Linked DNA regions of Homo sapiens: region 2 is linked to region 1. Evidence: read pairs that join two places in POLR2A ChIA-PET (ENCODE). Cell type or tissue: GM12878. All regions are shown on one strand. Each heading gives the region's core, and the rest is flanking DNA. Links, peaks and the distances in the headings are about the cores only. Region 1 has its middle 12 kb from the start of LINC01140. Region 2 overlaps HS2ST1 (heparan sulfate 2-O-sulfotransferase 1).

Region 1 (15,592 bases), core at 3,497-11,496:
AGGCAGGAGAATCGCTTGAACCTGGGGGGCAGAGGTTGCAGTGAGCTGAGATTATGCCACTGCACTCCAGCCTGGGCAACAAGAGCAAAACTCTGTCTCAAAATAATAATAATAATAAAATAAAGTTAGCTAAGTGTAACAACAGGGTTTGCCAGGTGGTAAAGGTTATGAAGGAGAAGCCCCTGGAAGGCCCAGTGGCAGACCCCACCCAGCACTAGTTCAGGCTTAAGTGGTCACTCAAGGATGAGCAAAAAGAAACTGACTCCTCAGGGCCTAATGGTCACAAACAATTCTCCAGTGTGGAAAAATAACTCCAAGGAAAAGCACTCAGATCCTGGCTTGGTAGTATTGGCTTTAAATAAGAAGTCCTCATCTTTCAAGCCAGATCCCTCACCTCCAAGCCCAGCCTCAGGCCCAATCTCACCCGTGAAAGCCCACTGGTCAGAGTGGCTAACCCATTCCTGGATGCCAGGAACTTCCAAGAGAAAGTGTTTACTGGGGTCCCTAAAAGACTAAGGTGTTGGCGGCAAGACACAGAATACTTTTAGAAACCCACTAGCTTAGACCAGTACATTTAGTTATAAGAAAAGTTCCTGGGCTTCTAATTTGCAATCTGAATTCATTGACTTTGGAGCGGAGGGGGTCAGCATGGAAGAAGAGATTAGTGAGAGCAGCCCCACTGCCTGCACCTGCAACAGGAGGTGCCGTCCAGGGGCAAGGATGGGTGCAATTGTTTGGATGAGCCTCACATCGGCTGTGAGAACCCACTTCACTACGTGCTTGACCCAATCCCCTAAATCCCTCCATCAACTACTTGTTAATACAGACTGAGTATCCCAAATTCAGGTATCCCAAATCCAAACTGCTCCAAAGTCCAAAACTTTTTGAGTGCCATCAAAATGCTCAAAGGAAATGCTCACTGGAGCATTTCAGAGTCAGATTTTATAATGCAAACATTCCAAAATCCCCAACAATTTTCTAAATCTGAAATATTCCTGGTCCCAAGCATTTTGGATAGGGGCTACTCAACCTGTATTTTTAAATATATATTCTTCCTCATTATAAAGAGGATTAGAGATGCCTTCTATAAGAACTGTTTGATAAATCACAGGTGGGTCAGCAACTTTTAGTCCCAAGCATTTTGGATAAGGGCTACTCAACCTGTATTTTTAAATGTACGTTCTTCTTCATTACAAAGAAGATTAAAGATGCCTTGTATAAAGAACTATTTAATAAATCACAGGTGGGTCAGCAATTTTTAAAAAAACACAAGACTATAAATAAAAAATGGAATAAAGGATGAAGCTACATCAAAAATTTCTAGCACATATGCTTATTTTGGATCAGGCAGAGATTTGGCTTTGTTTTCTAGCTGCCATGGCAAAGCAAAAAATGGGGGAGGAGAGACATCTGATTTGTTAGAGAATTCAGTGATCATAACAAACCAGAACCATGAAATAAGCCAGTCACAAAAAGACAAATACTGTCTGATTCCTCTTAGAGGAGGTACCCAGAGGAGTCAAATTCACAGAGAGAGAAAGTAGAACGCTGGCTGCCAGGAAGTGTAGAGAAGGGGAATGGGGAGTTATTGTATAACGGGTACAAGGTTTCCATTTGGGAAGACGAAAAGAGTTCAGGAAATAGATGGTGGTGATGGTGGCACAGCAGTGTAGGCACTGACTGCTACTGAACTACACACATAAAAACGGTTAAGATGGTAAATTTTATGTCGTGTGCATTTTACCGCAATTCTAAAAAGTTATGACTTAAAAAAGAAAAGAAAAGAAAAAAAAAAAAAGCCAGGCCCTGAGGAGCTGAACTACTTCTCCTTCTGATACGAAGATGAGGAAGAAGTTCTCTAATTAGAGTTCCACCAAAAGGAGACGTTTAAGGTTGCAAATGGCAGCTTCAACAACATGCTTACAGGAGACGCATTTCTCAGCCTTCAGTGGAGGTTGATGGCTTCACGCTAAAATGCAGTTCAGAGAAAGCACTATGGTGGGGCAGGGGGATATAATGGCGTCCAGGTAACCAAACGGGATGGTTCATGGAGGCAGGAGAGGACATCTGCTCACGTGACTGTGGGAGAGCAGCCTGCCTGGCCTTCTGCAGAGGCTCCAGCAGGAGGGAACTTGTGATAGCACCACTGCTGCCCAGTTTGAAAGTGAGACATGCAAATATGGCCACTTGGCCACCCACCAGAGTTAACACTGATGTGATACTCATGTCCCCAAGTTCTTCAGCCTTCAAGACTCGACTCTTCCCTTAACATGCAAACAGCTACAACCTTAGCTCCTATCCCAGGAGGCTGCAGGAAAGCCAGTCTTTAGTGAGCTTCTCCTACCCCAGTTGTTTCTAAGAATCACCCAGGAATGCATCCACGTTCCAAAGATCAGGCCTGTTTGCCACATCAGGTTGCCCTGGATGGACAAGTTTTCCACTGCCTCTAAGTCACCCTTGGCTTCTCCAGGTCGCTGGCTCCCCCACTGCATACAACCATACCCCTCCTTTAGTCTCCCAGAACATAAGACCAAACTATAATATTGATCGAAATTTTCTGAAAGCTCAAAGATAGCAGAAGGGAATTACAAAATAGAAACAGAAAGGTTAAACCTCAGAGATAGGAAGTCCTAACTATCTTCGTCCTTAACTCCTAATTTGTCCCTCATTTCAGGGGCCAGCCTGCTTTTCCCCAAATGCTTTGACCATGTTCCTTCTACCTAGAATCTGGCTTCCCTGATACATTTTGGGGTCCAAAAAAGAGAGAAATCTCCCAGAGGGTCCTCCAAGTCCAATGAAATAATTATCTCTGAGATGCAACTCTGCATATAGAGAAGACAACCCGTCATAGTATTTTACAGAGTTACTTGGCTCCTCTTTGTCTCAAATACCTCCATTCCAAATAGAGTTTGCTTGAACACGACCAAATACACATTAAAGTGCTGCTTTATTTTATTTTATTTTTTTTTTTGAGACGGAGTCTGGCTCTTTTGCCAGGCTGGAGTGCAGTGGAATGATCTCGGCTCATGGCAACCTCCTACTCCCTGGTTCAAGTGATTCTCCTGCCTCAGCCCCGACAGTAGCTAGGATTACAGGTATGCGCCACCACACCCAGCTAATTTTTGTATTTTTAGTAGAGACGGGGTTTCACCATGTTGGCCAGGATGGTCTCCATCTCCTGACCTCATGATCTGCCCTCCTGGGCCTCTCAAAGTGGTGGGATTACAGGCGTGAGCCACTGCGCTTCTTTCAAAACAAAGCGCCATTTCCCTCAATGTTGAATCATAAAGTTGCAGTTTGTCCCCATCCCTAGTTACCATGTTTCCAAAATTGTGGGATGCCATCTCAGTTCAAGCATCACTCCTATAACTCACTTTTACTGTGGTGGAGCAGTAGGGGGCCAGCCTCATTGGTTCTGCCAGGCATACTCCTTCTGGCAGTGGGCAGGATGGTTTTAAATGCTTGTGGCTTGGTAATTTGTGGACTCATTTGCAAGGCAAATGCAAGCTATCTAAAATTAAGGTTCAGTGAAATGGGGCACTAGCTAAGGATTTCTTTTGTTTCATTTTAAAACCACACTCTTGCTTTATGAGATTGTTACCACAGATCTAGCAAGAGGCCTGATTGCTTTCATTCACTGTATAAAATCTATTCCACCCTTCCCACTGAAGCTTGGATGAAAGAGTTGTAAGGGACGGGCCTATTGAGGTCGGTGGTGGCTAGTTGCAGCCAAATGTCAGTGCCATAAGGAAAAGGGCCAGGCTGGGAAGTTGGCCTGGCCTAGGATCTGGTCTCTGTATTCGTGTTATTGGTCACAGTCCCCAAGGGGGAGGCTTTGCGCTCTGATTCCTCTTGGTGAAATGTAGGGTAGAGTGTTTGGTCAACTTCAAAGCCCAGTGCAACTTCCTCAGCTCTTTGTCAGATTCTACCCAAGTCTGATCCAATCCTAGGGGGTGGAGGCGGGGAGGGGCGGTGCAGTATTCGACTTAGTTTACTCTTGGCAAAACAGATCTTCCTGAGTCTCAGGGAGGAAAACGAGCAGCTTAGACAGATGTAAACAGGCTCTGAGGCCCTTTGGACATCAAATAACACTAACAAAACAACGTTTAGATGAGTTAAGTGTAAATCAATCAGAAACATATGGACTACATTTAACTGAAAATACACAGGGGTTTACAAATTACAGGCACAGGGGCTTGGCAAAATGCAATTCAAGTTTTGCCAAACCTAAAATGTTTGGAGAAGATTAAAAGAAAGTAGTCTGACCCCAAATTCCTTCAACCCTGCCCATCTCTGACACTGATAATATCCCACATGACCATAAACATTTAAGGGCATGGATTTTAAGAGATTTATATGCTGAATAAATTTAACTACACAACGAGCTGAGGTTCTTTTCCAGAAGAATGTTCATAGAAAGCTGAAACTGCCAAGTGACTGTATTAAAAGGGAGAAAACATCTACCTTTTGAGTTGGGCCAAAGAGATACACCTACATGTTTTCACTTGCAACAGAGTGGGATATTCTAAGCTTAGATGCCCGTGATTGCAGATTCATGGAGCACAGGCTCTGCTTTTTCCTGGTGTGGGTAGTCTTTGCACAGTGAGTGGCAGGCAGCATCTTGCACCCATTTGCCGCATATGGGGACAACGCAGAGATATATTCACTAGTGTCACTGTTGTGTTGTGACCCTCCCACATGTGGCATTTCTAGGTCAAAGAAAAGTTGTCCCAGTGGAACTAAAGCACCCAAGATCCAACTGTTTGAGTTTTGAGATTCAAAAGTGAAGTCTGACTAAGATATAAAAGATTTGGTGTATCCACCCCACTTGCCACCCAAGATGAGATGGAGTCTCCAAAGGAGAGCAGAAGGAAAGAGAGGACTCCTCAGTGGGGTCCCTGAGAAAGAGCTGCATTACTGCTGCCCCCTGGAGGATGGAGGGGAATAAGAGAACAACAAAAGAGGTTGTGGGATGGAAGAGCAAAGACACCACTGTCTGTTTCCTGGGTGCCCAGCATGGACAGGAGCAGCAGAGTAGAAAGTGATTCCGGGTGTGCCCAGATCGAGAGGCCTGTGACAGCCCCATAGAATTCCCACAGCCCTAGAGTAGTTGTGTGGGGTATGGGGCAGAGGCATAGCAGAATTCCCTACAGGCCCTCAAAAGGGGGCACAGGAGTAGTTAAGAAAGAGTCAAATCTGCACAGACCTTGCAGTGGGGGGTGAGAGAGGGCAGCCACAAACCTGTGGGTATCAGTGATCAAGGGTGGGATGGGGTGATACAGACCTGGGAGGCTGGTGTGGATGGACAACCTGGGTCAGAGGGCCCCTCTGTGCATGCATGGACACACACACACACAGGCTGTTGTGATAGTAATAAGCCACCTACAATGGAGACACAACCCCCAGCGAGAGAAAGACTATCCAGCAGTAACTGAAATTGCCAATCAGCAAGCCAAATGGGGACTTGTAACGGATTCACTAAAACAAAACATAATGTTTCTGGCACACTTCAGCTGTTGAGATTCTTGCCTTCTCCTCATGTGGATAAGGTCACAAAGTTGGTCAGGTGGTGTGACTGTTAGATTGTTTTGGGTATTCCCTGAACTCTAAGAAGCAGACAAAGCTTCACCCCACTTCATTTCACCCTAAGGAAACTTGATCTGAGTCATCAGGGATGAGCTGAGGCTGTGAGAGGAGGTGGGAGTGGGTGCAGACTTCAGTTGAAGGTGCAAAGGGGTCATCAATGGAAGTGGCAAGAGGGCAACCCACCAGGGGCAGGTGAGGGAGACAAGTGTGTTGAACCCTCAGGGGTCAGGAGGCTGTCAAAGGCAGAGCAGTGTTCCATTGCTCCTCCAACACAAACCGTTTTCTAGGATATGCTCAGGCAGGCCAGCCAGCTTACCACATCCTCTTGCTCTGGAGGGACTAAGGGAAGGGCTGGGAGGCATAGAGGAGCTCCAAGATGGTTGGTCGGCTAGAACCAGGGCTCTGCATGGAGAGGGAGCTGCTGAAGCCAGAGGAGGGGCCTAGAGACACAGTAATTTTGAGGAAGGGAGGAACTTGGAATTGTTCATACTTGTGCCATTGGCTTTGTGGGGTAACCTACAAGTGGGAAGTTAACCAGAAGAAAGCAGTCATTGTCATTAGAGGAAATTCTACGTCTTCTCCTGTGTGGCACACAGGATGATTCAAGGGCCAGCCCACAATATTTCTGTTTTCCCCTGCATCTCGCCTGTTGGTTAGAATGTGGTTCTAGACACATGGGGCCTGTAGCAATTGAATATGAATTTGCATCCATGTTTACAAAAACAATCAGAGATTTTACACGGGCCTCCTCAGCATGAAATATGCAGTGAAGCTGCAATAACCCCTGCTACCACCCACCTCCCTACTACCAGATTTGTTTTCTATGGCTGCTATAACAAATTACCAGAAATTTAGTGCCTCACAGCAAAACGAATGTATAACCTTACAGTTCTTGAGATCAGAAGTCCAAATGGGTCTCACTAGGCTGGTGTCACTTCCATCTTCAAAGCCAGTACTGAACAGGCCAGTCTTTTTCACATGGCATCACTTGACACTGATTTTTCTTCCTCTTCCATCTTTTAAGGACCTTTGTGATTACACTAGATAATCCAGGCCCACCTGGATAATCTAGGAAAATCTTCCTGTTTTAAAGTCAGGTGATTAGCAAACTTAATTCCATCTGCAACCTTAATTTCCCCTTGCCATGTAACATAGCATATGTGAAGGTTCTGGGAATTAGGAATGTGGACATCTTTGGGAGATTGTTCCAAGCACTGGCTGTTATGCATACATGCATGTACACACACACACACACACACACACACACACACACACACCCCTGAGAGACTCCCAAAGAGGAAAGTTGAACAATGAGCTCACTCATTTCTAGAAGCTCCTGCATCTGCCAAATATCGTCCCGCTTCTAAATAAGGCTGGGCTTTACTTTTTCAGATGTCAGCGGTCTACCACTTGCTTTCAATCTTACATTAAGTTAATGCTTTAGCCGGCAGGGCGCAGTGGCCCATGCCTGTAATACCAGCACTTTGGGAGGCCAAGGCAGGTGGATCACCTGAGGTCAGGAGTTCAAGACCAGGCTGGCCAACATGGCAAAACCCCGTCTCTACTAAAAAAATACAAAAACATTAGCTGGGCTTGGTGGCACGTACCTGTAATCCCAGTTACTTGGGAGGCTGAGGCAGGAGAATCGCTTGAACCCAGTTGGTGGAGGTTGCAATGAGCTGAGCTTGCGCCACTGCACTCTAGCCTGGGTGACACAGTGAGACTCCACCTCAAAAAAATTAAAAAAAATAAATGGGCCAGGCACGGTGGCTTACACCTATAAACCCAGCACTTTGGGAGGCTGAGGTGGGCAGATCATGAGGTCAAGAAATCGAGACCATCCTGGCCAATATGGTGAAACCCCATCTCTGTTAAAAATACAAAAATTAGCTGGGCGTGGTGGCACGCGCCTGTAGTCCCAGCTACTTGGGAGGCTGAGGCAGAAGAATCGCTTGAACCCGGGAGGCAGAAGTTGCAGTAAGCTGAGATCATTCCACTGCACTCCAGCCTGGTGACAGAGCATGACTCTGTCTCAAAAAAAAAAAAAAAGCTTTAGCCCAATTAGGAACAGCAAGTTGCATTTAGATGTGATGGGCATCAGCTGAACAGCCATTTTCTACCTGCACACTCCTGGAGCTGTGCTCGTGAGGGCCCGGCCTCTGCAGAACATGCAGTTGTTTTTTAGGCGACTTCCTAGCAGTGGAAGTGTTAACTGCAGGATTAAAGATGATGAGAAGAAAGAAATATTTTATATTTTTAAAACCCCAGAGTTATCGATTTTTATTATAAAAAACATATGTGCTTCCTCCTCTGTAGTAGAAGTGTTCCTGACTGGTTATATGTAAATCAAATTCTTTATAGATTGAGTCATATTTTAGATGCACCAGGGGAGCTGGCTATTTAAAGGGACCCTGCTGTGAATCTTTCTGTCAAACCAAGAGGCTGTTTGCGATGCTAATTTTCACCCCTTAATTTGTCTGTTTTGTAGGTTCAGATTTTTATAAAATCTCCAAAATTCACCTACCAAAGCAAGGCACACCTGTATCCTACATTTCAAGGGTATCTTTTTCATAAGAGCTCAAAGAGCTGTCAGGTGGATTATCTCATTTATCTTCCCAACATTCTTCCACAGGAGTTTGGGGCAGTCATTATTATCCTCAAAGTAGCTGTAACTGTCTCCCAAACAGCATCGCAGGGGGCCCCATGAAAGGCAAAGACATGCTCAGCTGAGAACTATTTATTTTCCAATTAACAATAGGCTCCGTCCTGGGAGGGGCATATGGGGAGTTTTTCTTCAGAGCCCAAAATGTTCTTTTTTGCTATTCTTTTTCACTACTGTCCAGATAGAGAAACTGAGGAACTGAGAAATTAAGTGCTTTCAATGTTGTAAATGTTTAGTGAGTGTCCCTATACAAGACATGGTGTTGGAGTTGGATGGGGCCAACATCAAGAGCCAGAAAAGGCCCTCACCTGGAGTTTGCCACCTAAGGGGAAGAAGTGCAGGTGGACAATACCAAGAACAAAATGTTAGGGAACGCTGACGCCTTCAGCTCACCCACAATGTTCTTCTCCCAAGGATTTTAGAGCTATGACCTCATTCAATTCTTACAACACATAAGGTGAAGTTGGCTTTGGTTTTACTTTTGGTAGAACAAGGAAACTTAGAGATTAGTGATTTTCCAAAAGGCACATGACAGGTGAGCGAGCCAGGACTTAAATTCACGTCTGTCTTATTCAAAAAGCATGTGCTTCCCATGTCACTATTATTGAACATAGGAACAAGCAATGGGCTTTGTGAGTGTAGTGACAAACAGTAAATTCTGACTTTCAGGATCAAAGAAACTGTCCCAGAGAGATGCTGTTTGAGCTAGGTCTTGAACGGTGAGAAAGATTTCCATAGAGAACTGGGAGAAGAACAGGGAGAAAGGTATGAAAGCAGGCATAAGTGACCTGGTTGGTCCAGGCTACCAGAGAGCTGTGGTGATAAACAAGGCTGAAAGGGAAGTTAGGGACCTAGCATAGAAGGTCTTGAATGCTACCTTAAAGGAGCCGCACCTCTTCCCACAGTGGGTGGGAAGCCACTGAGACTTTCTGAGGGAAGAAGCAACATGAACTTTCTCTCTGGAAGACAGAAACTTTCTTTCTGGCATCAGTGTGAAGAATGAGTTTGAATCAGGAGATCAGATCTTAATACTTAAAGTTAGATAGCATTTTCTCCTCCAACAGAAAGAAAGCAACCTGGTGGACATTGAGGGAATGCCAGGTGAGAAAAGGTGCAGTCAGAACGGGAAGCTATGTTGCTTGGCATCAAGATGAATTCTCTTTCCCTTACATTAAACAAGGTGGCTGGACCCTTGAAAGGAGGGCACGTCCTGGCCAAGCCCACCCCTGGTGCTTCTTCCCTTCCTCTGCACCCAGCAGTGCCAGGCATAGAGGAGTGGGCCATGATCTGTATTTCTCTTTGCACTCTGAGATCTTCACAGGTGCTAAGGATAGGGGTGTGTAGCCAAACCTAATGCTTGCCTTTTAAGCTGACTCCATCCTTCAAGGTTCCTTGTTGTCTGTCCTAAACCACGCAATGACAAGCTGAGCTCAGTGAGCATCTGTTGGGCCCATAACCTCTGGGGGTATGAGAGCCAAACATCTTCGTATTGAACCTTATCTCTTCTTCTAAGATACCAGTTTATTAGACTCATCCAGATGTAGTTTCAAGGTCTTTGAGCTGCAAAACCAACGAAAGATAAGATGGTGAAACTGGTGGGGCCTCAGGCAATAAGAAAGCCTATCTCCTTTGTCCACCCCACTCACCCACCAAAGCTTATGAATCTTTAAAGATCCATCCTTCAAAGCAACTATGTAAGGCCATGAAGGAGTAGACTTGGAATAAGGAATGTATTTTCCTTCAGTTTCTATTTTTTGGAGAGTAGTGTAATTCTTGCATTTGTTAAAGACCTTGGGGCTCCTGGAAGAAAGGAGATTTAAGTATAAAAGCCATTATAATAGCATTACTATTAGCAGTAGTGAGTTTGGCATGACGCCTAGGCCACCCGGACTCCAGAGTCCTAAGTTACTAAATGGGAGGCTCAGTGTGACTCAGATGGATCTGATCTGTTAGCCAGGGAGGTGCTAGGAAATCTCCCTAAACACAAAAGGAATGTTGTGGTGAGGGACTGAGCAGGAGGAGGGAGACAGGAAGAGGCAAGAACAGAGGGTAAAACCAAATTCAGGGATATCTGGAGAGCTCAGAGCAGGTGCCACTTATGAAGTGAGATTTCTGGAGTCAAGAGGCTGTCCTACCCACCTGCCACCCCTCCTGCCTAAGCATGCCTGGACTCCCATGAGGCAGAGGTTTTACTCCTTTGGCTTCAGGCCTCGTATCCACTGTAAAACTTCTGCTCTGCCCTCCCACCCTGAAAAGGTTAGACTGGCTGGTCATGGATATCTCTGAACCCCTCTTTGCAGAAAGGCCCTCAGGCATGTGGAGGGAGAGAGCTGTAAGCAGCATGCCACAGTGGGAAGTGAGGGGATGGCTGGGAGGGCTGCAGGGACACCAGGAGACAACCAGTCTTTGCTGGGTGCCCATGTTGGATCTGGGCCAAGCCTGCTCCATACAGCACTTAGGAGGAAGCATCAACTTCTCAGCACCTTTCACCTCCCCAGAACAGCTTGGTCAACCTCCTGCCATGGTGGCTCTTGTGCAAAGGCAAGGTTTGCACATGGAGACCCTGCTAAAACCAGAGAGCCCTGGGAGAATTCACAAGACACGCTGGCTGAACCGCTGGGAACTGATGACTTGAACTTGGCCTGTACTCACTCCCCAGCACATTGAAAAGTGGACTCAAGGTGATTTTCCCAACATTGAATCTGGGAATCCTGTCAGTCTTTAGACATCACCACGACCACCGAGAATAACTAACTGCCATTTATTGACCTGGGACTGAATTTAGGGACTAGGAGGAAGCATTTCAAGAAAACAAAATGGCCTAAATTTGCCCCTCCAAACTCCCAGTCCTCGTCGTTGGAGGCCGCACTGAGTTGCAGCCATAGCTATAGCCCACATGGGTGACTGCCATAGCCCTAGGTCATGCTTTTCCTGTTGCCAAGCCCTGTGGGGCTGTGTAAAAGAGGCAGAAAAGACATGGCAAGACTTTTTTTTTAGACGGAGTCTCACTCTGTCACCCATGTTGGAGTGCAGTGGCGTGATCTCGGCTCACAACAGCCTCCATCTCCTGGGTTCAAGCAATTATCCTGCCTCAGCCTCCTGAGTAGCTGGGATTACAGGCGCACACCACCACACCTGGCTAATTTTTGTATTTTTAGTAGAGACAGGGTTTCACCATGTTGGCCAGGCTGGTCTCGAACTCCTGACCTCAGGTTTCACCATGTTGGCCAGACTGGTCTCGAACTCCTGATCTCAGGTGATCCCCCCACCTGGGCCTCCCAAAGTGCTGGGATTACGGGTGTGAGCCACTGCATCCAGCCTATGGCAAGACTTTCAAAACAACCCCCCACTACTGCCTGTCACAGCTGTCAGAGCCTATGCAACAGGATGGTTAAGAGCAGAAAATTTGTAGCTAGACTTGGATTTGAATCCTGCTCCACCACTTTCTAGCTGTGTGACTGTAAGAAAGCATCTGAACTTCTAATTCATTCTCATCTGTAAAATGGGGCTGCTAGTAGTACCTTCCTCAGAGGATTAAGAGGATGAAATGAGGCCAGCCATGGGGGCTCAAGCGTGTAATCTTAGCACTTTGGGAGGCTGAGTCTTGAGCCCATGAGTTCGAGGCTGCAGTGAGCCATGGTTGTGCCACTGCACTCCAGCATGGGTGACAGAGTGAGATCCTCTTTCTCTTAAAAAAAAAGGGGGGATGAAATGAGTGTTAACAAATGCATAGCACTTGGTACAGTGCCGGCACATAAGAAGTACACTATACATGGGCAACAATCTTCCTCTTTCAAAAAGAATGTGTTGAGGAAATGCATTGCACCCGAAGGCTCAGTCCACTGCCCTGCTGATCTCTCAGTGTGTGTGGAAGGAAGCCTATAAGCATTGCTATGCACGAAGATCAGTTCTGATTTCCCTGGAAGTCCCTTGAGCTATCGACTAACCCTTGGTCTGGGCTCTTGCTTCTAGGAGAAAAAAAAATGCAGATATAATTTGTGAGAAACAAGTGGGCACTTCTGTTTAAGCTGCATGACTGGAAGAGTTCACACGTGACCACAGACTAAGAATCTCGGCTGGGAAGCACTGCCAATGATGACAGCAACAGGGATTTCCAAGTAGCCACAAGTATTCCCACACTACGTCAACCCATGGCTCCACAGATATTGCCAAGCCAGGGCAAGGAGCCCTCTTGCCATTAAATCCATCACAGTAAACTATTAAGTATGACCAAAGAACACTGGGACCAGAAAGTCCAGATGAAATGCACTTAGTTTGGGTAGCCATTTTGGATTCTCGGCTCTGTCCCTGAATTTCCTGAGCACACTAGTAGCCACGCTGAGGTTTAGCCCCCACATTCACCTCACACAGAAAACAGAAACTCATTAGAAGGGGTGGCATTGTTTGCCTTACTCCAGAAGAGCACATTGGGACTTTTTTCTTCTTATTGACCTGCTCTGTGGTCCCCCAAAACGATATTTCAGAGAGGAATTTACCAATAATGAAATATATAAGATACACTATAGTTTATAACGCAGTCCAATGTAGAAAACAGATGGTGTTGGAGCCAGACTGACCTGGGTTCACATCCTAGTTCACAACTTTTGTTATGAGAAGCCTTAGGTTACTTAACCAGCTAGGTTAAGCTCAACTAGAGCTTCAGTCGTCTCATCTGTAAACTGGTGCTCTAGACCAGTGGTTCTTAACTTTAGTCTTGGTCAGAACCACCTGAAAGCTTATTAATAAACATAGTGCTAGGTCCTACTCAGAAGGCTAGGGCCTAAGAATCTGCCTTTCAACAAGTTCCTAGGGGATGCTGACACTATTGGTCCAGAGATGGGATTATAGCCTAAGAACCACTGCAATTGTTTAATCTGTATTACAGCCCTTGCTGACTTTGAGAGACAGGCACATATCAGGAAGGGCATCAGGGTTTGATGGACTAGGAATCTTGAGGGCTGGGGAGCCCATCTTCCACCTCCTAGCTGTGTCAGTTTCAACTGTAAAACGAGGATAATGGTATCTACCCTTCCACGTGAGAATCTAATGAGAGGATAAATGTGAAATGAAAGCGCCTTGTAAATTATAAAGTTCTAAACAGTTGTAAAGGATTGAATATGAGGATTACTGAAAGGTTAAGCTCATGGTGCAGAGAGAGCCTGTAGTGCAGTGCCTGGCAAACAGTGGGGGCTCAATAAATACTAAATGTAGAAAAAAAAACCCACAAAAGTAAAATTTGCCACTGACTCCATGCCAGAGATTTCAGTCTTTGTCATATATTAAAATAAGAAAAGGTAATAAAGTTGTAACACATGAAGTTCACATTTCAATCGTGGGTGGCAAGGACCTCCTTCCTGGATTCTGATCCAATATTATTCAAATCTCCACTACTTAATGTGGAACTACTGTGGATCTTGATAAGAGGAAAAGGCTGGGCTCTGTTTCCACTTTGCTCTTGGCAGTCCTCAGGCCTCCAGTATAACTTTCTTAGAAAATGAATAGGGCTGGCTCCCAGAGAGACTAATCTAATCTCATCTTGTCCACTCAGAAGATCCGTATCAAACATTACAGACTGTCTGACTGCAGGACTACAGCAGGAAGGAGCATCTAATTCCATCTGGATTTGGATCAGTGATTAAACGATCAAGTAGAGAGCCATTAGCATGGTAGAAATAGAAAAGCAAAATATAACTGGCCTATTTCTTAAACATTGTTCTCATCTAAGGTGTTATTCAAAGAGCCCCCACATGAAACAAAGAGCAAGCCTGCGAGAGAGGAGTTTAAAGTCCACAGCCTCCTTTAAAAACAGACATGAATGGATCAACATGCTGCATTTTTACTGTTTATGGGCATGACAGTCTGATCAGATAACCATGCTATGCCAAGAGACCTAATTAGTAATCCTCTGGCGAATTTTAAATTACTTTTAAAGGAAAAAAAATATGTCTCTGGTAACTCTTGGTTGAATAAAATGTCACTCATTTCTGATCATCCATTTTCAGAAAGGCTCTGCCCGCTTCAAATGGAATTACTGGTGAATTCAGTTACGCAGAAAAGGTATATTTCAGCTAATCAATTTTGAGAGATCCAACAGTTTCAAACACCTAAGACTGAAACCTCTACATTGTTTTTTTTTACAGCACAACCTGGCTGCCTTATCAAGAGGGCACCCAGAATCATCAAAATGGGTACAAATGAAATGTTATTGCCACAGGCACTTTAAATACATCTCTCAAGATGCTACATGAAATACCCAGATTTAGGGCAAATTGGCTCACATTTGTGAAAGCAAAACAAAGTTCAGAAACCAGATCACTTGGGGACTGTAGGTCTACTCTTTGCCAGATTTTAACATTTAATTAGATACAGGTTAAAGCTTTGATAGTTTAAGGCGGCACATGCTTAAAAAATCACAAATTAGCAAGTTTGACAGTTCTTTGATGTTAAATTTCTACTAAGAGACTGAGTGATTTTAAACTGGAAAGAAAGGAGAGCGGAGGGAGAGGGAGAAAGAAAAGAATGAACTGATTCTAGAATCCCAGAATAATCACTCTTCGATCTGCTGCTCAGGGACAGAAATTTCTTAACATTCTTACAGTTCAAAATACTTATGTTGTCTGTTTCATGGAGGGCGTATTTAGCAAGAAAACCTAGACAGGGGTCAGTTACTGCACTTACAGCTCATCCTCTTCCTTTTCCAGCATCACCGATAGACAGGCTGAAGGCTCTAGAAATCTAGTTGCCCACACCCTTGATCTAAAAGAAAATTAATCCATATACGTTTTCTCTATTTCCCTGTAAACGCTGTCAGTGCTAATGATGTGAAACATTTCCAGGCATGACTTTCATTTCTAAACTTCAGGTTTAGAGAAGTAGAGGTAGAGGCTTAGAGTTGATGTGTTTTATTAGACGCCTTCATCATCAAACCAGAGAACATCAGAAAAGTTTCTAGGGGGTTCTTTCTAAACTCTAACCCAGGTCACAAAATCTGGAAGAGCAAAAGAGGCAAGGAAGCCAAACATCTGATAGGGAGACAGTGAATTCTTTCTTTGTGATCCTATGTTCTTTGGGAAAACACTAGTCTGTTTTATAAGCTTTGACACAGGAAGTAATCATCATTGCCTAATTGAGGCAAAAGCAAGGGGTGCTGAAAATTTGCACAGATGCATTGTGTTACAAACCCAAGTTAATGCCTTCATTCCCCATTTATTGATTATATCCCACCTGTCACCAAATGTTGGCGTTTCTGGCCCTGAGATCTGTCTGCTTCTCCCCAACCTTATCTCTACTTTTCTTGACAACTGCAGTCAGGTCCTCAGAGGTTTTCATGTTCTCAGTTTTTAG
Region 2 (15,592 bases), core at 4,125-12,124, 63 kb after region 1:
AGAATGGAAGAGATGAAGAAAAGTTTAATGAACTGAAAGAAAAAACAAAAGAAATTACTGAACCTAACAGCAGTGGGAAAACAGACCAAGAAAAGGAGAAACAAAAACAAACAAGAGCTCAAGAAACTGTGGTCTAGAACAAAAGATCTAACATTGGTGTCACAGAGTCTTAAAAGAATAGGAGAAAGAAAGCAGGGTTGAAAAGTGCTCAAAGAAATTATGGCTGACAACTTTACACACTTAAAAAGAGACATAAACATTTAGATAGAGAAGCTGAACAAACTCCAAATAAGGTAAACCCAAAGATATCCATGTCAAGACATATCATAATCAAACTTCTGAAAACAAAAGACAAAAAAAGTCTTGAATGCACCTGTATGAAGCCTACAAGAGAAAACTGGATTAACAGCAGATTTCTTATCACGAACCATGGAGCCAATAGGAAGTGGCACAATGTTTTTCAAGTGCTGAAATAAAATAATCGTATACCTAGAGAAAATAATTTTCAGGAATGAAAGGGAAAGTAACTCACATGAAAGAAAATTAGCATTTATTGCCAGTAGACCTACCCTAAAAGACTGGCTAAAAAAACTCTATAAATAAACAAAAAGGAAAAGATAAAAGAAGAAATCTTAAAACATCAGAAAGAACAAACAAAAAAATGGAGAGTAAAAATATGTGTAAATACAATAAACTTTCCCTTTCCTCTTGAGTTTTCAAAAGCAAGTTTGACAGAGAAAGCAAAATTATTACGGCATTCTGTGATGTGGCTCTAAATGAAGGCAGAGCAAATATTTAAGACAATTACATTGTAAGTGAGGGAGAATAAAAAGACAAAAGTGGAGGTAAGGTTTCTATACTTCACCTGAATTGGTAAAATGATACCAGTGAACTGACAGGTGACATTTATATAATAAAATATGTAAAACAAGCATGAAAAAGACTATATAAAGACATTAAACTCAAATCAAAATGCAATTCTAAAAAAAAATATAAGTAACCCACAGGAATGCAGAAAGAGAAAACAGAAGTGAAAAAAACAGAACAGAAGACAAATAAATAGAAATGTCAAGGGAAATTTTAAAAATACATTGACATGAATGAAAATGAAAATAAGCAAATCAAAATTTGTGGGACACAGTTAAGGCAGGACTGAGAGGGAAATTTACAGCACTGTATGCAGACTTTAGAAAAGAACAGTCTCTAATCAATAATCAAAGAAGATATACAAATGACTAACAAACATGAACAGATGTTCAACATCATTAGTCACTGGGACATGCAAATCAAAACCACAACAAAGTACCACTTCATACACACTAGGATGGCTATAATTAAAAACAGATAAACCAAAAACTTAAAAAAAAAAAAAGAGAAAAGAATAGGAAAATAACAAATGTTAGTGAGGAAGTGACAAATTGTAACCCTCATACATTGCTGGAGGGGATGTAACATGGTGAAGTCATGATGAAAAACAGTTTGGCAGTTTCTCAAAAAAGTTAAACAGAATTACCAAATACCTCAGTAATTCTACTCCAAGGTATATACCACCCCAGAGAACTGAAAACAGGTACTCAAATACTTATAAATGTTTAAAGCACTAACTCACTATAGCCAAAAGGTAGAAACAATCCAAATGTCCATCAACAGATGAATGAACAAATAAATTGTGGTACTATATACAGAGCAATAGAATATTATGCAACTATAGAAAGGAATGAAGTACTCATATATGTTAGTAATACAATATAGATGAACATCAAAAATATGCTAAGAAGCCAGATACCGAAGGTCATATATAATTAGATTAATATGAAATATCCAGAATAGGTAAAAATGAAACAGTATATATTAATATATTGGTGGTTGCCAGGGAATGGGGGGAGGGAGAAATGGAAAGCACCCGATTAACGGTGATGGGGTTTCCTTTGGAGTAATGTTTTGGAACTAGATAGAGATGGTGCTTGTACAATATTGTGAATGTTCCAAATGCCAGTGAATTGTTCCCTGTAAAATGGCTAACTTATGTTTGTTTCACTTCAAAAAAATTACCAAATATTGAGATCTTATAATACAGGTTCATTTTAATAATAACATTAAAAACAAATTATAAAATATTTAACTGTTTATAAATTAGTCATTTATTCTCAATTTAACAATATTTATTGAGTATCTTCATGTACAATAAATTTTTGTAGGCCCTTATTAGACACATCTTTTAAACAAACATAATGCTTCCACATTAAATATATGTTAATCCTTAACATTCTGAAAATACATTACAAAATAAATATCAAATTTTCTTTCACAACTTCATCTGTGATAAGGTTCTCACTAAAAATATATTGGAGTTAATGCTCCTGAGATGATCTATTAGATAAAAACATTAAAGTAATTATTAAATACCCCATCAATCCAAAAAACACCAATTCTTTTCTTTTTGTGTTATTGCTAAGGTTACTACGTTAAAGGAATATGAGTTATATTTTACTAAATGTACTTGCCAAGCTTGGCTATGGCTATACTTTTCTACAGTTATTACATTAATTTAACAATGTGAAATCCTTATAAGTTATAACCTTCTTTTATTATCAATCTGAGAAATACACTAATCACCTACATGAAAAAATAGTATTGGTAATAGCTAACATTGAATTCTCACTATGCTTTAAGTGTTTTATGTATATCATCTGTTACACCCATGCTGTGTTGTGGTTTATATACATCATATCATGAGAGGCAGAATTATTATCCCCATTTAAATAAGAAAACTGAGTCTCTTTAAGTGATCACCAGCTGTTTACTGATGTCAGGATACCATTACAGGTCAATGTGACTCTAGAGCTCATGTTCCACATTATACTGATTGTCTGAGATTTTGTCTATTTCTATTATAGGAAGAGGTAGAGCCTTATAGTTAAATACAGCACTACAATATTATAGAACTACCTTTTTTTTGCAAATGCCTTTTAAAATTATTTGATATATTTTATTTTGGGATTGCAAAAGCATTTTGCAATTGTTTCCTGCAACATTCCTTTGAAATAGGCATGGTAAATAAGTGAAACAGAGGGACAGAAGATGGTTGTCTTCCAGGTGCTTAAAAGAAAAACATGCTGTACTATCTTTGCAACTTCCTGTGAATATATAATTATCTCAAAATTTAAAGTTATAAAAAACCACAACCAAAGCCAAAAACAACATAATTCTTGATATCATTCCCCAAATTAGTAATTGTATAATATTCTAGGTATCATTCTTGAATAGGGAAAAAAAATCACAACATACAAAGGTTTTACTTATTTATGGGTTACTATATGGATTGTAAGGTCTGAAGTAGGTCCAATATAGGGCCTAAGTTTTTCTTTAAATGTACCAGAATAAGTATAGAGATGAGACCTATTATTCAAATTGTAAGTAGAATCCTCTCCCAATTCACAGTTTAGAAAAACACCAATTTGCCTTGATTGTACTGACCAGAGTCAGATTTACCTGCATCCATCTTTTGGGAATGAAACTCCCAGAGCATTTTTGGGAAAAAAATTCTTTTACCAGACGCCCATAGCCTGTTCACCCTAGCCTCTTACTTCTGTCTGCCAATAACACCTGCACCAAGTATCTATTTTTAAAATACAAAATATCATAGTTAAAAATCATAGGTGAGCTGACTTCAAGGCTTCTTTCTTTACTCATTTCAGTCACTTGAAATAAGTACGCTGATACAAAATGGGGAGTCCAACTATACATGCTTTTCCTTTTTCTTGAGCTTTATTAAGACATTAATCTCATCATCCCTCATCTCTTTATAAATTTCTCAAGTGAACTGTTCCTATTTTCATAGTCTATCTTGTACAAAATTGAACAAATGCCACTGTAACAAATGCCATAAGTAAGAACAAAATACTTCTGGATCCAAGAATTGGAGAAAAACCTTCTGGAAAATACACTGAGTAAGTTCAGCCTTAAAAGGACAGAGCTGGCTTTCAAGATGTGGGGATGGCTAATTGGAGAAGGCATAAAAGCCTGAGTAGTAGCACAAGCTGATAAACAACAAATATACTAGCATAATGATTATAATATTAACAGTAATGTGAAGCAGCTGCAAAAAAACGTATGGCAATTTTAGGCTGTGCCAATAGGTATATAATTATCAGTGTAACAAGTGCTTCTACTTTGAGCCTTTACTGTGAGCCAGGAACAATGCTTCATATTTTATTCATTTTTTATTTTTTTGAGACGGAGTCTCACTCTGTTGCCCAGGTTGGAGTGCAGTGGTGTGATCTCGGCTCACTGCAAGCTCTGCCTCCTGGGTTCACGCCATTCTCCTGCCTCAACCTCCCGAGTAGCTGGGACTACAGGCACCTGCTACCACGCCTGGCTAATTTTTTGTATTTTTAGTAGAGATGGAGTTTCACCATGTTAGCCAGGATGGTTTGATCTCCTGACCTCATGATTCCCCGCCTCGGCCTCCCAAAGTGCCAGGATTACAGTCGTGAGCCACCGCACCCAGCCAACGGTTCATGTTTAAATGTACATTACTTCACCTAATTCTTGCAATAATCCTATATGGTAACATTACGGAATTTAGACTCAGAGATATGAATTACAGGGGAAAAAAGTCAGAATTCACACCCTCATCTGTCTGATACCAAAGCTTATACTCCTAACCAAAACACAGTAATTAATGTTTCAAGTCACAGGAAGGAACAGTTCCTAAGAAATTTGTATTTAGTCACACAGGGCTATTATGTGTCATTTCAGGCACACGTTAAAAGCTAGAGTACTCCAGAATGGGAATGAGCTGGATGGATCATGCCACATAAAAAACTTAAAAAAAAACAAAACAAAACAGTGCACTTAGCTAAGAGAAAATCCATAAAAATGACTAACAGTCTCTTGAAATACTTGAAAAGTTATTGTGAAAAAGAGGCAGAATCCTTTTTGTAGCATTACTCCAGAAAAAAAGATATGACTGTGGCTCAAGAGAGAACGGGCTTTCAAATAATTAGTAGTGCAAAGTAAAGACACAGGCAGTTTAGGGGGTGGTAAGTTATTAGTCTCTGGAGATACTCATATAGAGGTTGCATGAGGACCTGTCAAAGAATGATGGAAAAAGGATTCCTGCACTGATGAGAGCTGAAATCAGGGGACCTCTGGATTGCATAACCCTGAGATAAGTTCCATAAAGCTATGCTATCAATTTCTCCTCTACAGTACAGATGTGTTTTTGGACTCCCTCCACCCACTCACCCCGAGGCTAAAACAAAATCGAAAGAAGCAGAAATAGAGAGAGAAGCAGGCCAGTAACAACTGGGTGGGAGGAAGGGAGTAGGATGCCTACTTATTCTCCCACAATCCTATTTTATTCAGTTTCACCCAGATGTATTTGTTTAGCTTAAGACAAAAAATACAGTTTTTTTTCTCTCTCTTTTTCTTTTTTTGAGACAGAGTCTCGCTCTGTCGCCCAGGCTGGAGTGCAGTGGCATGATCTCAGCTCACTGCAAGCTCCGCCTCCCGGGTTCACGCCATTCTCCTGCCTCAGCCTCCTGAGTAGCTGGGACTACAGGCACCTGCCACCACGCCTGGCTAATTTTTTGTATTTTTAGTAGAGATGGGGTTTCACCGTGTTAGCCAGGATGGTTTCGATCTCCTGACCTCGTGATCCACCTGCCTCGGCCTCCCAGAGTGCTGGGAGTGAGACTTTGTCTTTAAAAAAAAAAAAAAAAGTGCCTTCTGGGTGACAAAGAAACCTTCCAGGCAAAGGGAAGAAGCATGAGCAAAGTCCTTGGAGGCACAACACTGTAGAGTGCATATAGGCCCTAAAAGTGGTTCTTAATAAGCTTAGAAGATAGGAGAAAAATTAAGGGCAAGGTAAAACATAAGGCAGAAAAGTGGGCAGAAGCCAGATCACAGTGTCTTAATCACCATATTAGGAATATGAACCATATCCTATAAGCCAGCATTCTGAAACTTGCTGGTCTCAGAACCTTTTATACACTTAAAGATTGTTAAGGACACCAAAGAGCTTTGGTTTATGTGGGTTACATCTAGCAACAGCACATTAGTAATTAAAATTGAGAAACATTTATTAACTCACTTTAAAATAACAATATGACATGTCAGCATAAATGACATGATTTTGTGAAAAAATTTTCCAAAAGCAAAAAAATTTAGTGTAACATATTTTTGCAAATCTTATAAAGTGTCTGGCTTAATAGAAGACAACTGGATTTTCATATCTGCTTCTCCATTCAAAATATTACCATATATTATTTGGGTTGGAGTCAATGAAGAAAATCAGACTCATATAGATACAGTTGGAAAAGGAGTACTTTAGTAGCCTTTTCAAATAATTGGAAATATTCTTTTTCAATTCTACACTAAAACCTAGTGTTAATTTCTTAAAAGTTAACTGCAATGTGATAGAAAACCATATTAATGAATATACACTATTCAAGTTCATATCAGTGAATATATACTGTTATATTGATATACTTTGCACTGTCATTTGAAAAATATTGGTATACGGAGTTATGCAGATCCTCCAAATATTAATACATTAGAATTGTATAATAAAAATTATACAATTTAAAAAATCACATTCATTATAACACCACCAATCTCAGAGAAGTCTAAGTATTGGGAAACTGTTATGTTCATAGCGGCAGATACAAGTTTTTTTGAATTTTATAATTGGCAACTAATACTGTCAACTATTTTCCTTACAGCGACAAGTTCACTTCATTCATTTTTGAGAAAATATCTCCCAACTACACAAGTCTGAATAAACATAGTTTGTGTGTTGATCATTCTTTCAAGTAAAAACAGTGTTCTATGAAAAAAATTGCCTTGTTGAGCTTGCAACTTGTCTTAATCTATTTTCTCTTGCTATGACAGAGACCAGGTAGTTTATAAAGAAGTTTCTTTAGCTTCTGGTTCTTTAGGCTGGCAAGTTCAAGACTGGGCAGCCACATCTGTTGTCTTCTGGTAAGGGCTTCATGCTGTATCAAAAAATGATGGAGGAATAGAAGAGAAACTGACATATGCAGAAAATAGCGCAAACACGAGAGGCAATCTTGCTTCATAACAACCTGATCTCATTGTAACTAATGTAGTCCTCAGAGAGTGAGGACTCACTAACTCCCTCAAGACTGTACTGATTCTTTCATGAGAGCAGATTCCTCATGATCCAAATGCCTCTTAAAGGTCCCACCACCTCTCAACACCATTACAATGGGGACCAAGCCTCAACATGAGTTTTGGTAGAGACAAACCATATTCAAACCACAGCACAACTCAATCACACAAGTGCTTTACCTCAAGACAACCTCTGTACTCTGGTATGCAGAAGTGCTTGATGTACTTTATATATTGTGACAGAATATTAAGGACATACACAAAATAGTCAATATTTAATAAAGTTATTGCTTTCTGACGGACATTCTTATGTGAAAATGGCTTTTGAGGGTTTGGGCTGTTAGAGAAAGGCAGCAAAAAACACAATGCCTACTAGTACAGTTTGGTACCACCAATGCTTTTTACCATAAGGACAAATGTCAACTAGTGAAAAAGGCAACTAACATCTTAGAATTATTATGAAAATGATTGTGAACTATTTTGTGAAAGCCCTAAAGGAGTCTTAAGCATCCCTATGGTACATGGACTGCACTTTCAGAACAACTTCTATAAGCGATAAAGAGCCATTTTTTTAAAGAGTTTTAAGTAACCCACGCGGGACTTCTACAATGCAAGATTTTATAGAGTGATAACGCTTACAGTTGAGTATCAATGGCCTGAAGACATAGTGAGGATTAAGACTTGAAGGAAAGCAACTGCAGTAAGGAAGAAGCATGGGGACTGGAAGGAGATAGGTTAATGGGTTAGAGGCTTAGGTGACAAGAGTAGAAGACGGAATTGGAAGTGGCTAAGGTACTGTCTCTAGGCTTCTTTACTGAGGAGGAAGATGGTACCATTCAGTGAATTTGAGAATTGGGGAAGGAAGAATAAATGGGGATGAAGAAAGGAATTCAGGATAGTTTGTAGTCTACACTGAAGTTCAAACTGAGAAATCAAGTATGTAGCTGGTCTGTGGAAGAGCCCATTTTCATAAGGCTTTATTTCAAGCTTGTGTAAGAACAATATCCAAGCCTAACAGGTCTAGGGAATAGGATGGGGAGGGCACAATGGCAGAAAAGTTCTGGATTAGAATGTAATGTGGCATCTGTTCCCTCCCAGCCCCATGAATTTCCAGATATTTATGTGTTTGAGTTTTTAGAGAAAGGGAATGCAGGGAAATGATTAAGGAGCTGTTTCAAAGAAGGGCTTTGTAATATAAAGGGGGCACTGTATTAATTAGGGAAACATCAGCTGTTGTAACGAAATCTCGATTGTTTACTACACAAGAAGTTTAGTTCTTGCTCAAGTACCAACATGAGTGTTTCTGGTTGGCAGACAGCCTTTTATGCAGTAATTCAAGGAATTATGCTCCTTTCCTCTTCTGACTTTGCCATTCTCCACAGTACCTTGAAGTCTTTTGATCCAGCTGGCCGATAGAGTGCAGAAAGCACAACCATTTCTTAATTATCTTGGCAAACACTAGTCATATGGCCCTACCTAGATGCAGGGGTTGTGGTGAGAAATTTAATCCTTGGTGGGCAGTTGCTTCCTAGCAATAAAAACATACTAGAGGAAGAAATGCATGAATAGCTGGTATATAGTTTGCCATTTCTTCACACAGGCACATAAAGCAGGTTCACAAGTGATAAAGTATGACATTACTGAGGACATAAGAGAACTTTCTCCATTTCTACATGAAATGTGACATCAATCTTAGCACCATGAAGGCTCCCATACTTTCTGGCATTTCCTCTTGGGGAAGCAGCAGAGATGATGATGCTTGATTAGAGATAGTTGTTCTATGGACAAGGAAGTAACCAAGCAGATTCTTATGGGTAGAGGGGAGTCTGCTTTTTAAAAAACAAACAAAAAAACCCACATGAGATATCTCTAGAAGAGTTTCAGAAATATTAGAAAGGAATTTCAATGGAGAATGAAGCCCTGTGCAAACATCTAGGGTAATGGCCAAAATAGGCTATTTGACCTATTATAATAATGAAAAATAGGCTATTAATGTAACTCTGATTCCATATGTATTTACAGGGTTAGTATGAGGGAGAGATTTGGATTATCAGTTTCAGACACAGTGAGTTTCATGTGCCCATGGAACATCCAGGTAGTAATATGTAGGTTACAGAAGATATACATCTCAGGAGAAAGTTCTGAACTAAAGATAGAAATTAAGAGTCACAACACAAAGGCATCAGCTGATGTAAAAGGAGTAAATGAGATCATGAAGGTACACAGTTAAAAAAAAGAGAATTTTATTTTTATTTTTAAACATCAAAAGAGAATTTTGAATTCATCAGCTTTTGGTTCTAAATATCTGTATTACCAACATTACCTATAACATATGTGCAATACAACCAAAAACAAATCTGCACTATCACTGCAAGATCATGTACTAATCTATTAAACATTTTAAGTGCTTTTGACCATGTTGTCCACTTGTAGATACTCAAAGTATACTGCAGCAGATAAATGCTAGTTTCATGTCTTACTGACATGCCTTTAAAATGTTTTTTGAAGGACTCATGAGTTTTGCAACTCACAAAGCACGCAGCTGGACCTTACTACTAAGAATGCATTTAACTAAAATCTCTGCTAGCATTTTTTTCCAAAGTAAAACTAAACATAATATTGTAGAAGATGTGAAAAAGGTTGAAAGTAAATTATTCAGGAAGACATTAAAAAATTTTTAATGCACATACTGGTGGAAAAATAAAATAGGAGTAAATTATATATAAGCTTTGTAATTCAGCTAAAATATTAATTTTGATATTAAACTGGTAGGAATAATTCAGAGATTTCCTTAAATTCTTAGCACAAGTCCATACTGCCATTAAAATAGATGTGCTTTGATTGTTGAAATATCATACCAAGAAGATTAAAGCATTTTCAAAATCAAGAAATGCCAGAACTGTCTACAAAGCTAAATTATTTTCACACTTCAACAACTGCACCTGGTGCTCCACTCACTAGTAAGTAAAAAGAATAAGAAGTAACTAGGATTCAACTCCAGCTGGGTTTGGGTATCATTAACGAAAACCTAATGCAGCAGCTGTTGAAAATTAGAATTAGCAATGCTGAAAACTTGCTATTATTTTACTGGAGTTTGATATGCATCATATTCTAAAGCAGTGGTTCTCAAACTGAGCATGCATCAGAATTACTTGGAGCATTTGTTAAAATACAAATTCCTGCCTTCCCACATTCCCTAGCTACTAATTCCAAGGACTAAGAATTTGCCAGTCCAGTTCCCAATGCTGATATGATGGTCCAGGAACACTTTGAGAATCGGTGTTCTAGAGGGCATTTCTGTTGGCTTATTAAGAAGACAGATATAGAATATTATCTTTTCCATGTAACTAATTAATTGTACCCCATTAATTGGAATTTTAGATGTACCTTAGATCTGTGAAAAACAACGTAATGGTATAAACTAGTTGTGAGGGTATTCTGGTCATCACATCCATTACCCTTTAACTCATGGCACTGATTCTATTGGACTAACTGGATTTCCCATCTTCCTCACTGCTCGCCACCAACCACTACGTCTCCTAAGGCTAGTCAGTTCCTCTTTAAAGCATGCTGTACCATCATTATGGAAAGCACAAGTGAAATGTTTACATTGTTCTTGAGCATAAACTGTTACAAAACCCTGTGAAAATGCAACATTAATTAATTCTGAATCATGGTCATTGCCCCACACCCTTTTAAACTGAAACCATTTTTGGGGTACAACCAAGAATTCAAGAACCATGTTAAAGATATTCATCTAGGAACATTCACGTATATATGAAGAAATTCTGATTAAACTACAAGTTCCAGTCCTGGCTTACTAGTTAAAAACTGAAGTTCAAGTAGATTGTACACTACCCATTGTTAAGACTAAAAAAGTGAGTTAAAAAAAAATTTTTTTTGAGACAGGGTCTCGCTCTGTCACCTAGCCTGCAGTGCAGTGGCATGATTAGGGCTCACTGCAGCCTCGACCTCCCAGGCTCAAGTGATCCTCTCACCTCAGCTTCCGGAGTAGCTGGGACTACAGGTGTGCGCTATCATGCCTGGCTAATTTTTGTATTTTTTGTAGATACAGGGTTTCAGCATGTTGCCCAGGCTGGTCTCAAACTCCTAGGCTCAAGCGATTAGCCCACCTCAGCCTCCCAAGATGCTGGGATTACAGGTGTAAACCATTGCACCTGGCCTAAAACTTTTTATATTTTACAGCTTTGTATCTTCTGAGAAACTGTTATAGCTTTTCAGTTGAATTTGTATTTTTCATGAATCTTTAAAAATTAGTCACAGGTATTAATATTCTAAAGATGTTCTTTTTTAAACATCGATTTCCAAAAACTGTCTTCCTTTGCATTTGTCTTGTGTAACAAAAAAGAACCATTATTCAGGATCCTGTAAACTACAATTCTTTACTAGTGACACTTCAACATGCCCACAATGCAATGATAATTGATATTCTCAATAATGACCAGTAAAATGCTGGACAGTTGTTATCAATCGACAAAAACTAATGCTTGACCATAATTTGAGTTTTAATTGTGTTTTACTGAATTTTAATCATATGAAACAAGTGTAAGAAAAAAATTCTCAAGTAGAATATTCTTTATTTTGCAGACTACTGAACATTTACTATACAATAGACATTTTAATATCTACTTTAAAATAATTTGTTGATCTTTACATACCCTATATATTAGCTTTTTAAATCCATTAATATTTTTGGCTTATTTTCCTATGCCAGAAATAAAATTATGATCATTATGAAAAGGTATGGGTTGATAAAATTAATGGGGATAAGGCAAAGTAACTCAAAACTGTTTGTTCTATTGTGAGTTACTCTGCCTCATCCCCATTAATCTATTTGAATTAGGCAACATAAATTTAAGTACATTCTAATTGAACACTGGAACCAATCAAACCACGAAAACTGAAAAAAAAAAATCATGTAGAATTAACGTGACTTTTTGGGGGAGGAGAGCATAACTTGTTTAAAAGCTACTTCTTTCTCTGAAAGAAAGGTGATGACCATTATTACCCAGTATACAGCAGACACACAAATTTGCTTAATAAAAATAATATAGCATACTAAATTAAACCATATGGGAGACAGAGTTCTTCACTCCACAATCTAAGAAATATTAAAAGGAAGTGAAGGATAATGTTAAAAGTGAAGGTTTGAGGTGATTTGATCTCTACTAACCTAATGTTACATATAGCACAGTCAAAGCTAAAGCTCCATACATGTCAAGACTGTTTAGTATAATATTCTAGGTATATCACACCTGACTAATCCTCAGAGGTTTTTTCCTGTAATGGTGCCAAGACTCTGTAGGAGAAAGTGATAGTGGCAGAAAAGTCAGAGATTAAAGTGGTCAGATAAGTAGGGCAGGACCATGATTTCTGACCCTAGAGTAATCTAAGAATCACATGGAAAGTTACATTACCTTAAAATAGATTACAGGGTATAACAAATTCCATGGGACTGGGGAATCTGTATTTCTTAAAAGCTCCCAAGGTGATATAAGAGCAAGTAGTCTAAAATCAATAACAAACAGAAGATATTAGAAAGCAACACTGGAGTCAACATTTGTTGACTCTGGTTTGTGACCCTGTGGGTACCATTCTCCATTTTACCCTTTTATAGCTAAAATTTTACAGGAGTCTCTGTAGCATAATCTCTCATATTTGGAGGCCATTTTATTTCTAATGTAGTCCCAGTTTACTTCCCAATTTTGGCTTTTTCTTGGTGGCCTAAGATAACCTAGAAATAATAAGTCTAAATAAAACAAAGTTCGAAAAATAAAGAAAATAGAAATTTTAGGAATAAGATTACTTGATGGGATCTATCAAATTATTCAAATTCTTAAATCTTAATTTATAATTACTAACATTTATATTTGCACATTAAAAGATAATGTACTAATTATCAGGATCCATACACACCATAGAAAAGGCTGAGATTGTCAGACTAGATAAAAAAGCAAGATTCAACTATATTCTGACCACAAGAAAACCACTTTAAATGAGAGAAACATTAAATAACTTAAAAGCAAAAGGATGAGAAAAGATATATCACATTATCACAAATCAAAAAAAGCTGGTGTAGCCATATTCATGACAAATGGATTTCAGAGTAAAGAATACTGGCAAAGATAAAAAGGATCATTTCATAATGATAAAGGGGTCAATTTATCAAAAAGACATAACAATCCTAAACAATTTTGTACCTTTATAAGAGAGTTTTAAAAACATATGAATTAAAAGCTCACAGGAAAAACAGACAAATCTGCAAGTATAATTAAAGATTTCACCATCATGCTCACAACAATTGATAGTAAACAGAAAATCACTAAGATACAGCAAATTTGAACAATATCATCAACTAATTAGCCAATTGGCATTTAGAGACCACTCCATCCAGAATGCAGATACACATTCTTTTCAAGTGTACATGGAACATTTGATAAGACAGACCATATTCTCAGTCATAAAACAAGGTTCAAAATATTTGAAAGTACTCAAATCATACAAAATATATTCTCTGACTAAAACAGAATTAAATTTAAAATAACAGAAAAGACATTTGAAATGTCCACAAATACTTGGACTAAATAACACACTTCAAGTAACCCACAGGACAAAGAAAAAAACAAAAAGGAAAGTAGAAAAGCATTTTGAACCTAATAAAACAAAAACATCAAAATTGTAAGATGTAACTGAAGCAGTGCTTTTAGGGAAACATACAGCACTACACGATCATATTAGAAAAGAAGGCAGTTCTAACACCAGTGACCTAAACCACAGCTAGTTCTTTGTGCCAAAAATAAATAAATAAATAAAAATAAAACTGATAAACTTCTAGCCAGACTAATAAGAAAAAAAAAGGGAAGATACAAATTATTAATATCAGAAATGACAAAGGAGAGAATACTACAGACAATAAAAGAATATTATAAGCAACTGTAGCCAATAAACTTGATAAATTGCTAAATTCCTTGAAACACAAAAATTAACGAAGCTCACAGATAGCTAAACAGAATAACCTTTTAAATCTATTAAATGTATAGATAAAAAACCTTCGCACAAAAAATGAAAACAAATCTTTCTCACAGATAAACAAAAGGCCCAAATGGCTTTAGAAAATTCTACCAAACAAAAAAAATACCAATACCAAAAATACCAACATAAGAAAACATCAACACAAACTCTTGAAGAAAACGCTTTCCAGTTGAGTCTCTGAAGCCAGCCTTTGATACCAAAATCAGACATGAAATCCCTTATAGAGGCAAAAATTAACAACATTTAGTGAAATGAAAGGACAATTATCATACCTATGTAGTTTATCCCAAGGATACAGATTGGTTTAACATGCAAAAGTCAATGTAACTTACCTTATTAAATAAGCTAAAGACCACGTATTCATCTTAATACATGCACATAAACAAAATCCAACATCAATTCATGATAAAAATCTCAGCAAACTGGGACTAGAAGCATGATAAAAATCTCAGCAAACTGGGACTAGAAGCATGATAAAAATCTCAGCAAACTGGGACTAGAAGCATGATAAAAATCTCGGCAAACTGGGAATAGAAGGGAACTTCCTCAAACTAATAAAAGGATATCTGTAAAAATGTTCAGCTGGTATCATACTTTACTGAAAGACAGACTGGATACTTTCACCCTAAAACCATGAATGAGGCAAGGATGTCCACCCTCATCAGTTTTACACAACACTGTCTTGGAGGCTCTAGCCTGTGCAATAAGGCAAGAAAAAGAAAGGCACACAGATTAGAGAGCAAGAAGTAAAACTGTCTTTTGTCACAGACAGCATGACTGAATGCGTAGAAATTCCAAAAGAATCTAATAAAAAAGCTACGAGAATTAATGAGTTTAGCAAGGTTGCAGGATATAAAAATCAATATACCTAAATCAATTGTATATTACTAATAACAGATAATCAGAAATTCACATAAAAAATACCATGTAAAATAGCACAAAAATATAAATAAATTTGCAATAAGATGTACAAGACCATACAGTAAAAATTATAAAACTCTGCTGAGAAAAATTAAATAAGATCTAAATAGATATGCCACATTCATGATTGAAAGACTACTGTTAAGATGTCAATTCTCCAAAAATTTATATACAGATGCCATGCAATCCCAATCAAAATCCCAGGACACTTTTTGGTATGAATTGACCAACTAATATGGAAATGTAAATAATTTGGAATAGGCAAAACAAATTGAAAAATAAGAAAATTGAAGGATTTACACCACTTTATCTCAAGACTTGTTATCAAGTTACAGTAATCCAGACAGTATAGTACTGGCATGAAGACAGACATCCAGATCAATGGAACAGAATAGTGAATCCAGAAATATAACTATACAAATATGATCAATTGATTTTAGAAAAACTTGGATACAAATATGATCAATTGATTTTAGAAAAA

Evidence for each region. ChIA-PET counts read pairs that join two places held together with the same protein. Peaks named below come from ENCODE experiments on the same cell type or tissue, not always from the same donor. Only the 100,000 strongest peaks of a DNase experiment are listed, where the experiment ranks them.
Region 2: POLR2A ChIA-PET joins it to region 1 with 11 read pairs; 2 of 35 experiments call an interaction of 5 or more read pairs at or near these places.

Annotation. Positions count from the first base shown.
Region 1 is chr1:87,110,306-87,125,897 of GRCh38, reverse strand. No RefSeq gene overlaps it. Among named protein-coding and RNA genes, the nearest start is that of LINC01140, 12 kb to the left of the region's middle. In GM12878, for the core only: no CTCF peak of the experiment used is centred there; a DNase peak (open chromatin) is centred at 6,967.
Region 2 is chr1:87,047,700-87,063,291 of GRCh38, reverse strand. The region is part of intron 1 of HS2ST1 (heparan sulfate 2-O-sulfotransferase 1); the gene reads right to left. Among named protein-coding and RNA genes, the nearest start is that of LINC01140, 74 kb to the left of the region's middle. In GM12878, for the core only: no CTCF peak of the experiment used is centred there; DNase peaks (open chromatin) are centred at 5,281 and 5,791; H3K4me3 peaks cover 1,719 bases; H3K27ac peaks cover 2,685 bases.